Regions from separate parts of the Homo sapiens genome. Here region 1 is linked to region 2. Evidence: read pairs that join two places in POLR2A ChIA-PET (ENCODE). Cell type or tissue: PC-3. All regions are shown on one strand. Each heading gives the region's core, and the rest is flanking DNA. Links, peaks and the distances in the headings are about the cores only.

Region 1 (5,376 bases), core at 230-5,229, 96 kb before region 2:
CAGCTCCCTACCCATGAGCTCTGGGGCCATTCCTAATGCAGAGGGGCTAGTTGGGTAGTCATAGCCCTTTTAGGAGCATCACAGTCATGACAAGAGACCAGAAATGGCCTCTACAGGAGATTTCAATGTAGGACAAACCAGCTCCCTTCACACTCTGTGGTAGTGACAGTTTTAAGTGGAGGAGTAAGTGCCCAGCTTCTTTCATGCCTGCCTTTGAAGAGGGTGGCCTCTTGCCAGCAAGAAGTGTCTGAGGTTTGGGTGGGTGAGAGCTGGATGAAATGAGTGTGTAGGTGGTACTGCCCAGGGAATAAATGTGAAAAGCCAAAGCAAACCTTCAAGTGCACAGCAAAGAGATGCATTCTCAGCTGTGTTCCTAAAGACATTCAAAATCACATGCGTCTATCTGGGTCATGTGGGCGGATCTGTAACCCAGGGCATCCACAGATACCAGAGCCAAAGCTGGCATGGCTGTTCCCCGCCAGGCTGGGGAGGCCTTGCCAGGGCAGCAGCCCCAGCCACACGCCCTTGTGTTGGAGCAGTCTGGAGGCTGCCAGCCTGTGGGGCTGGCTGAGAGCACCAGCATGTGGGGAATCTTCTAGATAATTTGTCACAAGTGTGCTAATGGCTCTGGGGGCCAAGAGGAAAGGGGTGATACAGCATGTTTGGAGACTGGAATGTGTAAATGAGTTGCTCTGTGAATTATTTGATATTTTCTCCCTGCAGTTTAGAAGAAAACTAGGTCCGATGGGCTTGGCCAAGGTTTATGAGGCAAAGCAGGGCTTCTGAGGTGAAGTTACATGGCTGTTTGAGCCCGAGGCATGGCAGGATTGCTGCCATAGTCTGGAAACCTCTCTGGTGATACCAGGCCAGCTTGGTACCAGGTATAAAGTTACCCAGGTCAGAAAATGCAGAGGCTTCATTCCTTTCTTGAAAAAAGGGTATTGTAGGTAGCAAGTGGGAAAAGAGAGGAACCAGGGGAACCAAATAGATGAGGGCATAAGGGAAAGGCCGTCAGAGTGGAAGTCCAGAGGTTTATGTTGACAGTCTTCCTGTCACCCACTGCATGGGAGGAGTCAGCTGCAGCTTAGGGGTGGGCTTTGCAGTTAAGCCAAGCCGAGGTATCAGCCCCAGCTCTGCCACTTCCTCCCCATGGAACTGAAGTTGTTAGCCCCTTGGTCTTCAGTTTCCTCACTGTGTGAAGGGAAAATGATGACTTCCTCCCTGAGTTCTGGTCAGGATGAAGGGAGGTGAGTGTGCAGGGCTTGCCGGTGTGCCGGGCGTTTGGTGGTGTTTCTTGGTTACCATGGTCATTGTTACCCAGTGTGACTGTTCTGATTACGATGGCTGCATCACACACAGCACAAATTTAGTGGCAGAAAAACCCCAACTATTTTTTATCAAGCTTATGGATTCTGCGGGTCAGAAATTCAGAAATGGCACAGCAAAGAGGACTCATCACTGCTCCACGATATCTGGGGCATCATCTGGGAAGGGTAAAGATCCAGGGTATCTTGACTGTTGGAACCTGGAATCACCTCAAAGCTCATTCACTCACATGTCTTGAGCCTGACCTGGGAGGGCCTTGTTGGTTAGGACTGCTAGCCAGAGGGCCTACACGTGGCCTCCCTGTGTGGCTTCCCCACAGCGTGGTGGTCTCAGGGTAGTTAGACTTCTAACACAGTGCCTGGTTTCTCCCAGAGCAAGTGTCCCAAGAGAACCAGGCAGGCAGAAGCAGAATCACCTTTTCTGACCTAGCCTCAGAAAGTTGTGGCATTCTGTTGGTTGTAAGTGAGTCTCTAAGGTCAGCTGTCTGTATTCAAAGAGAAGGCAGCTCTGGATGGGAAGACTGTTAAAGAATTTTAAAACCGTCATAGTGACTATAGAAAATAATAATGCCTTATGCTCACAGAATGTTTACAGTTTCAAAAGCACATTCACTTGATCCTCACAGTGCCTTTGAGTGGTGAGCAGGACAGGTAGCAAAATCCCATTTTGCAGATGTGGAAACAGCCTCGGAAAGGCTGCCACTTCATTCCCCTGAGCTACAAGATGAAGAGTTTATACAAGATGCCCTCGCTGGTGCCTGAAATGCAGTGGTTTTCCGTTCCTTGCTGAAGGAGGCAGTCCTGAGCAGTTGGCTTTAGTGAAGGAAGCAGTCTGATCAGAACTCTGTTTGCTCTTTGAACAACTTCTGTGATTTCCTGGGCCAAACTGAATTGCTTCCACTTAGCTCACACCTGGATTCTTGAAGGCAGCTAATTTTAGATTCTTTGGTCTGGTGCCAAATATCAAAGGAGTTGAAAGAATAATCTTTGCTCAATTGTAGTACAAATTCCTTCAACTGAGACCAATTCTGGTGCCTCATATTAAGATAAGGAAACCCCCATTTATCATATATCTTTAAGCTGAAACATTTCAACCAAAGCAGGAGAAGCAAAAAAAAAAAAAAAATAAGTCAAGATCATCTTTAAGCAAATTACTCACTGAGCAAATATCAAGAACGAAGATTTTTAAGAGTATAAAATTACTAAATTTGTGCAGGTGCAATTTGCTTTACGTAATACTTGTGTTCCTGATTTGGTGAGTGGAAATTAAACATTTATACTTTAAGTCTATTTTAAATTGACTTGAAAGTAATGTGAGAATGGGGAATTTCCTAGTAAAGGCGCCTGTGCAAATTTACTTCCTAGTTTCAGTTTTGTTAATTTGGGTTTCTAGAGATTGGATTTTCTTTTCTTTTTTTTTTTTTTTTTTGACGGAGTCTCGCTCTGTCACCCAGGCTGGTGTGCAGTGGTGCGATCTCAGCTCACTGCAAGCCCCACCTCCTGGGTTCATGCCATTCTCCTGCCTCAGCCTCCCGAGTAGCTGGGACTACAGGCTCCTGTCACCATGCCTGGCTAATTTTTTTGTACTTTTAGTAGAGACGGGGTTTCACCATGTTAGCCAGGATGGTCTCGATCTCGTGACCTCATGATCCGCCCACCTCGGCCTCCCAAAGTGCTGGGATTACAGGCGTGATCCACCTCGGCCAGCCCATGATTTATATTTTTAAAAATACTGTGAGGAAAGGGTAATAAGAGGGAAAACCATGAAGAAACATTAACCAAAACTTAAACCCAAGTATGTTCTTCATTAGTGGCTCTGGAAGCCATAGTGAGAGATTAATATGCAATTACCACACACACACACACACCATTATTTGTTTGTGTGTGTGGGGGCCCACACACATACCATTATTTGTTTTGTTGAAGGATATAGTAACATTGCTTTGAGACCTATATAATGCCCTGTAGTTAATGCAGATCATCTTGTAATTCTAAACTTAATGATAATTTAGTTTTTAAAACTAAACTGGCACATTATGGTGGTGAGGCTACTTGAGGACCCAGTCAAATGTTGATTCAGCACCTTCGTTGTCTTCAGCATTGTGTTGGGCATTCTGGGAGCTAAAAGAAGCATAGGACACAGTTCCTATTCCCATGTACCCCAATCTAGCTGGAGGGCTGAGACATACACACAGTCCACAATGAACAAGCCAGGTTTGTATACAACATTATGTCAAGCAAGAATAGAGTTCCAGGCCATGCGACACTATGGAAAAATATGTAGGTCAGTATTTGAAGTGCTATTAATTGTGCAGACAATAAGAATATATAGGTCAGTATTTGAGGTGCTTTTAATTGTGCAGACAGTAAGGACAAAAGAAGATTGGTGCAGTGAGAAATAATATTGAGAGGGATGGTGACCAAAGGGGCTACTTCCCTTTAATGAAGAGCCAGAAATTAAAAATCACAAGATCATTGAATATGGCCGATCGAAGTCCAGTCTGGAATGGCATTAATAATCAAAGTATCTGATCCAAGGGATGGAGTCAGGTGCAGTGCTAAGGGCTTCTAGGTGGAAACAGTTCTTGGGGATGGGTAAATGACAGACTTGGAGATCAAGTTAGGTGAAGGAAAGGATATCGCAATTAGGATGCAACCCTTCGTGAATGGAGAGTAAAAAGGGAGATGGGTGCTGGTCAGTGGGGTATGGGGGAGCTGGCCACTGAAATGGAATTCAGAAGACAGTGCAAAAGCCCAGGCAAGCAAGCTAGCCCCAAACAGTGGACATTCAGCTGACTCTGCCCTCCAAGATGGGCAATGGCTATCTCTCTATGCTCAATCCCAGCACCTAGCTCAGTACCTAATATTGAGTGGGCATTCACTAAAGAAGTGTTGAATAAATAAATGAATGAATTAGGAAATGAGGAAGAAAGGAGGCACCTAGGACTCTGTTTACTCTAGGGACATTAGATCCAGGGCTCAGGGAAGCAGACATTTCTACTCACTAAAGGTGAGGGCCTTCCAATGAACCACCAGGGTTGGTTCTCAGTTGGGACCAGAGGCACTTGATGGGTCATTACTGCTGGCAGGTAATGTTGGAGCAGGCAGGACTCTCCAGGATCATAGTAAACAAAAGCCTAGAGGTTTTCATCAGTGTGGCATGTACAGGAAACACAAGCAGTTGGGTATGGCTGGAGCATAGCACACTGGGGGAAGTGGCAGGAGATGGAACCTGAGTGTCATGCTAAAGGGTTTAGATTTTATCCTCAAAGCAATAGAGAGGTGCTGAAAGATTCTAAAGAGCAAAGTAACAAGGTCCAATTTACATTCAGGAAAGACAGTTCTGGTAGCAGCTCAAATTATATGGAATGGGAGAGACGAGAGGCAGGGAAACTCACTAGGAGGCTGTTTTGATAGGGCAGGTGAGCACTAATGAGACCCTAAACTAACATAGTGGTGGTGGGACACAGGGGAGGAGACAAAATCAAGAGATATGTTCAAGGTTCGTTTAATCTCATTGGGTGAAGACAGACACCAGCAACTGCAAATAGGATGATGTGATGCTGTTACTCAAGATTGGAAGTATAAGAGAAGGATCCCTGTGGAAAGTAGAGGGTAGCCCCTATACTGTCTGCAACAATGCTGGGCACAGACACTACAGCTTGTGCTATTGGACACTGGACACTACTTCTAGAACCTGGACATAGCAGCATCAGTCCTCACCTGAACAGAGCCTACCAGTGCATGCCTTTTGAGCCTGGTTTCCCATTCAAAGGTGGCTTTCAGGTGCATCTGGTTGCCAGAGCCAAGGTTGCATGTGTGCACCCTAGCTGCAAGGGAAGCAGGAACCAGTATCCAGACTACCTCTCCTTCCCACCTAAACTCTTAAGGTGGAGACTTCAAAGAAGAAACCTGTTTAGAGGGGCTGCTCAGCCATAAAGAGTGATAAATGTCCATTAAAAATATGAAGAATGAAGAAAACAAAGAAGACCAAGACCACAGCCCTGAGGAAAGCCAATATTTAAGGGACAGAGGAGAAAGAGTTGGTGAA
Region 2 (5,376 bases), core at 234-5,233:
AGCTCCCTTGTTTTGTTGTTCTCTGCTTTTCCTTCATGGGTTGACTATTTTTGTTGGTCTGAAGGGATCCCTTAAATGTTTGTCATGTTTCATTGTACTTTTTGGGAAAGATTTATGTGTCCATAATTTGAAGGATGTGAAAGACTCTCCTAAAAGAGCTGATTTACCAGTTGAGAGGGAAGGAGAGCTTATTTGCTATTCAGTAGTTGTGTGGCAGCAGTCATATGTGCACTGATAGCCACAGAAGTAAGTAGTAATGAAGAGAATTCTTATTTATTCAGATCCCAGTGGTCTTGAAAGTTAGTATAGTATAGTGCTTGGAGGCAAAGGTATTTGCTAATTCATTGTTAACAAATGGATTGAGTGCCTGCCATGTGCCAGGCATGATCTACTTAGTTTCCTTGGAAAGAATTCTGTGGGTGTCCTTACCTCTCTCTTCCCTTTCACTCACCAAAGCCAGTCATTTATCAAGAGCTATCTATTCTTGGAAAAATTTCTTAAATCTGTACACCATCCCCCCACCTCCCACACTCTAGTTCAAGTCTCATCATCATCTCTCATCCAGATGATGCCAACATCCTCTTCTTTGGGCTTTCTGAGTCTATCTTGCCCTCCAGCTAATCTGATTTCCATGCTGCTGCAGGGGGACTTTTCAAAAACACAAATCTCTGGTTATTTTCCAGCTTAAGATCCTTCAATAAATCCCATTGCTATCATGATAAAGTCTAAGCATGTTTGTGTGGCATCCAAGCCCCTTGTGACCTGGCCCTGCCTCCTCTCCAGCCTCAGCTCCCAGCCCCTTACTGTTCCTGCTGCTGCCCCGAACGCTGCGCTTAGGTTTATTGTTCTCTTACTCAAGAATCCAGCAAATGCTCACTGGGCAACTGCCATGTGCAAAGCACTGAGGGTACCAAGGTGAGTAAACTGGACAAAGCCTCACCCTTGGAGGGTTGTATTCCAGGGGAAAGATAGACCCTGAGCAAACAGACATTTACTATAATATCAGGTATGATGGAAAAAAATAAAGCCAGATTAGCAGATAGAGGGGAGTGGTGGGGCAAATCTAAATAGGCTAGGTAAGGAAGGTCTCTCGGAGGAGGTGGTGTGTGAACAGAGACCTGAATGGTGGGAGGGAGCAAGCCCCTGAGTATCTGGGGATGAATATTCTGGGCAAAAGAGTAGTCAGTACCAAGGCACTGAAGCAGAGGCAGGCTTGGCATGTCTGAGCAACAGGAAGAAAAAGTCAGTATGTGACTGAGATGGAAGAGTGGAATAGACAATGAGCATGTTCATTTTTCTTTGCTGTGTAACAAAAACTTGGCGACTTCATACCCATTCATTACCTCACGGTTTCTGTAGGTCAGAAGTCTGGCTTAGCTCAGCTGAGGTCTCAGTTCAGGGTGTCCCACTTAGGATGTCAGCTCTGGGGAAGAATCTGCTCCCACACTCATTCAGGTTATTGGCAGAATTCAGTTCCTTGCGGTTGTAGGACTGAAGTCTCTGTTTCCTGGCTGTCGGTGGTGAGGGCAGCTCCCATCTCCTGGAGACCACTTGCAGTTCTGTGCCATAGGCCTTCTCATAACACTGCACCAGCGGCAGGGTCCCTCACATCAGATCCCCGTCATACTTCATGTCAGGCCCACCTGGGTGATCACTGTCTCGTAACATCAACTGACTTCAGCCCTTAATTCCATCTACAAAATCCCTGTGCAGCAGCACTAATCTAAACACCAGACTAATTTTTGACTGAGTAGCTAGGGGATAGGAATTTTGGGGGGCTGTCTTAGGAATTCTGCCTGCCACCATGAAGTTGGACTGGTGGCTGGGGTCAGGCCAACCAGGCTCATAGGGCATGGTGAGGACTTGAGGGTTTTGTTCTGATGAGGTGGGAGCAGCCTGAGTAAGGACCATCGTGGCTCTGGGTAGAGAGCAAATTGTGGAGCTGGCGAGATGCAGAAGGTATTGCAGGTGTCCAGCGGGAGATGATGGTGGCCTGCGCTCAGGTGGCATTGACTCCTGAACAGCTTGCAGTCCCCCAAATGTACCATGTTGCCTTGTGTCCCTATATCTTTGCACATGCTTCTCCTGTTGCCTGGAGCATTTCGCATCACCACCTACCCCATGTGGGGCTTCTTCACTGAAACAAGTCCCCACTGAGTGCTCCAAACCTAGCTCAGATGCTGCCTGGAGGCCTCTCCACAGTGTTTCCCACCCACTGGCACCTTCTCGCCAACCTGAGCTTTGTTGGGTCTGTTAAGCTGTCTTCCGCCCTGTGCTGTAACCTCTCTGGAGTCAGGGGCTTTGTGTTTGGTTCCTGTGTTTCCATTGTCTAGCCTAGTGCATGGCATATTATAGATGCTTGATGATGTTTGTGGGCTGAATACAAGAACTATGGGAGATGACTGGGCGTAAAGTAGACATGTTACGACTGTTGGAAAGCTCACCCTGTAGAGGGAAAGAGCATATATAAAAAAATATACAATACAGTGAACTGGAATACAGACACCATGCCAAGTGCACACAGGAGGTGTGCCACCTCTACAGATTGCTAGTGTGCGTGGAGCTTAAAGGGAGCCTTTATCCTACTCAGTCTGCAGTAGTTGGCGCTAGCTTTTCACATTCCTCCATTGCATGAAATATTGATAGTATTGCAAACAATTCCATTTTGTTATATCTAAAAACATTTGTTTGGCAATACTCTTAGCCATTAATTTATTCAATAATTAAAGAAGTAAACAGTCATTCATTTAAAACATTCTATAACTTAAGACTGACAAGTAACCTTCCTTCCCTATCTGTATTTCAACTACTTGGAAAAGAAGGTCTGTACTAGTGAAATTTTGCTGAAGAGTAGGACCTCTTAATTCAAAATAACAAACACTTACAGATCAAGTGTCCTTTTAAGAGGGAGGAAATTGTCAATCTGGTTACTAATGAGAAACAAACTAAAATAGTAAGAATATCATTTCTGCGACTCAACTAAACATTTCTAAAGTTTGAACTTTAAAAAGTGGGATGCTGGAAAGAATGATTTAACCAGAGTAGACACAGTGATGTTATTTAAAACTTCATAAGCTTAAAAGCAAAATAATGAGGGAGTCCAGTTTCACCCTGCTGGCTTCCCTGTTGGCCATTCACAGTGGGGCAGCGTGCCTGCCAGGAGGGGCCGAGGTGCCTGCCAGACCCTCCGTTGCAAGTAGAGATGCACCCACCATGGAATCACAGGGTGAGGACTCATAATTGGCATAAGCCAAAAAAAATTATAAAAAAAAAAAACCTTTTCATTTATATCGCCAAGTTTCTCTGTTTGTTTTCTAGTGATCTGTCTTAGAGAATAGAAATCTGTGGTGCAAGAACTGTTTGCTGTACAGTCTTGTGTAAATAATTGGATATTCTATTTCCAATTAGAGGCTCGGTCTATAGGGCCAACTGTGATGTTTTCTAGCTCCCTGGAAAGGGTGTCTGGGTGTGGAGAATGTCTTCTTTTTGGTTAGCAGCGATTGGGTGGCTGGCTGGGAAAGAAGTAGACACAGCATTTCTGCATTTAAATATAATTTTAATTTGGTTCAGATTTTTTAAAGCTTTTGGATTTGTAATGCATTAACTTGGTTTTATGATACTGTCCTTGTATTCTTTCCCATGCTTCTCTAAAAAGGGTGAGGAGAATAAGCAGATCCAGGACCCCTTGGAGCCCTGTAACTAGAATCTGAGAACACTTGAACTCCTGTTTGCTTTCAGAACAGAATGAACAAGGCTCCCGTAGCAGGCCTTGCTGGGTTCACCTGGGAGCAGCACTAAGAGGGAACTTTAGTCTTATCCTTTTCTCGGCTCTCAAGGCGTTTTAGATGAAGAAAAGCAGAATAATTTCATGGGAAGTGCCAAATACCCCCTCAGAAGTTCTCTGGGTAGTTTGCCTAACTTTTTTTGGCCTCACTGCCAGAGAGCACCGCTGGTTTGTCTGTGTGTGGCCGCATGGGCTAACATGTTGACATGGGGAACCCGGTGTGGATGCTTCCACAGGCCTGATGAGATCAGTGCTGACACGGGCTTGGGAGGCATCCTAAATGTGATGCCGCTTCTCTTGGCTTCCCTTTTATAAAAGGGGGAGGGGAAGGGAGTGTAGGGTAGGGGTAAGGCCAGAGTGGGAGAGTTACCTGGCAACTTCTCTGTGCCTTTTTGTAGCCTCAGTGTTGAATGGTCAACTGTACATCTAATCGACTTCTTTAACCATTACTCCTGAGAGCCTCTAACTTGCTGGCCATTGTACCAGGACATACAGTCTAATGTAGTCCACATCTGGTTCAAACCTCAGACTCCTCTTCCTAGCTGAGTCTCCTCTGTTTTGTGGTCTGTAAGTTGAGGATAGTACCCCTTTCTTCACAGGATTATAAAAATTAAATCTTCTAATTTATGTAAATCACTAGCACAAAGTAAATGCTCAATAAATGTTTTCTTGTTTCCTAAGATAGATACAGTCTCTGCTCTCACATGCTAGCTTTTTCCAACAGTCTGGACAGAGGACCATCCAGCTTCCCATCTGCCAGATGACCATGGACCTTCACACCCATCTTGGAAGGCAGTTCATCCCATTTTCAGATGGTGTAGTTTTTGGAAAGTACTTCCTTAAGTGAGGTGAAAATCTTCCTCCCCGTAGGTCCCTCTGGCTGTGCCTAAACGGAATATTTGCTCCTTCTTCCATACAGAAGTCCTAAGCTGTTACTGACAAGCAGCCTGTGTCTACCTTCTCCCCAAGCCCACTCTCACCCAAGCTAAATGTTCCTCTTCCTTTTGGTTCTTCCCATGTTATGTGGCTTCAGTACCTTCTCTCTCTACCTGGTTGCTGGTTTTCTGGACCTGTCCTGGGGAGCCAGTGTTCTATTTATTCCTGTTTTATTTACTTTTAGGGTATAAGTGAATATTCCAGATGTGCTCTGACAAATGGCTCCTACCTCCTTTCATTCATGGTTTTTAATCTTCTGTCAATGTAGCCTAACATCCCACTGGCATCTATGATAACTGTATCCTGCTATTTCACAATTAAACTTGGTCAATCAGATTTCACATCTTTCCCATCTTCTACTTGCACAAGTGGAATTTTTAAATTAGAAGTTCAAATTTTATTCCTGTTCTGTTTCATCGGGTTAGGTTTTGCCCATCACCGAATTTTTTGGGGAGAGGGGAAGACCTTATTAATGTGATTTAATACACAGGTCACACTTATAACACTTAATATATGCCCACATATTACTTACTAATGCCAGGTGCTGTTTTAAGTATTTTGATAAATTTCACCTTTGCTCTGTCTCCACAACTATCCTATGATACAAGTACTATTATTCCCATTTTATAGATGACACAACTGAGGCATAGAGAGGT

What was found. Peaks named below come from ENCODE experiments on the same cell type or tissue, not always from the same donor. Only the 100,000 strongest peaks of a DNase experiment are listed, where the experiment ranks them.
Region 1: POLR2A ChIA-PET joins it to region 2 with 16 read pairs; 4 of 35 experiments call an interaction of 5 or more read pairs at or near these places.

Annotation. Positions count from the first base shown.
Region 1 is chr1:93,746,965-93,752,340 of GRCh38, reverse strand. It overlaps a transcript of BCAR3 not described here. Among named protein-coding and RNA genes, the nearest start is that of BCAR3, 68 kb to the right of the region's middle. In PC-3, for the core only: a CTCF peak has its summit at 2,118; a DNase peak (open chromatin) is centred at 2,160; H3K27ac peaks cover 3,040 bases.
Region 2 is chr1:93,650,537-93,655,912 of GRCh38, reverse strand. The region is part of intron 2 of BCAR3 (BCAR3 adaptor protein, NSP family member); the gene reads left to right. Among named protein-coding and RNA genes, the nearest start is that of BCAR3, 29 kb to the left of the region's middle. In PC-3, for the core only: no CTCF peak of the experiment used is centred there; no DNase peak of the experiment used is centred there; H3K27ac peaks cover 434 bases.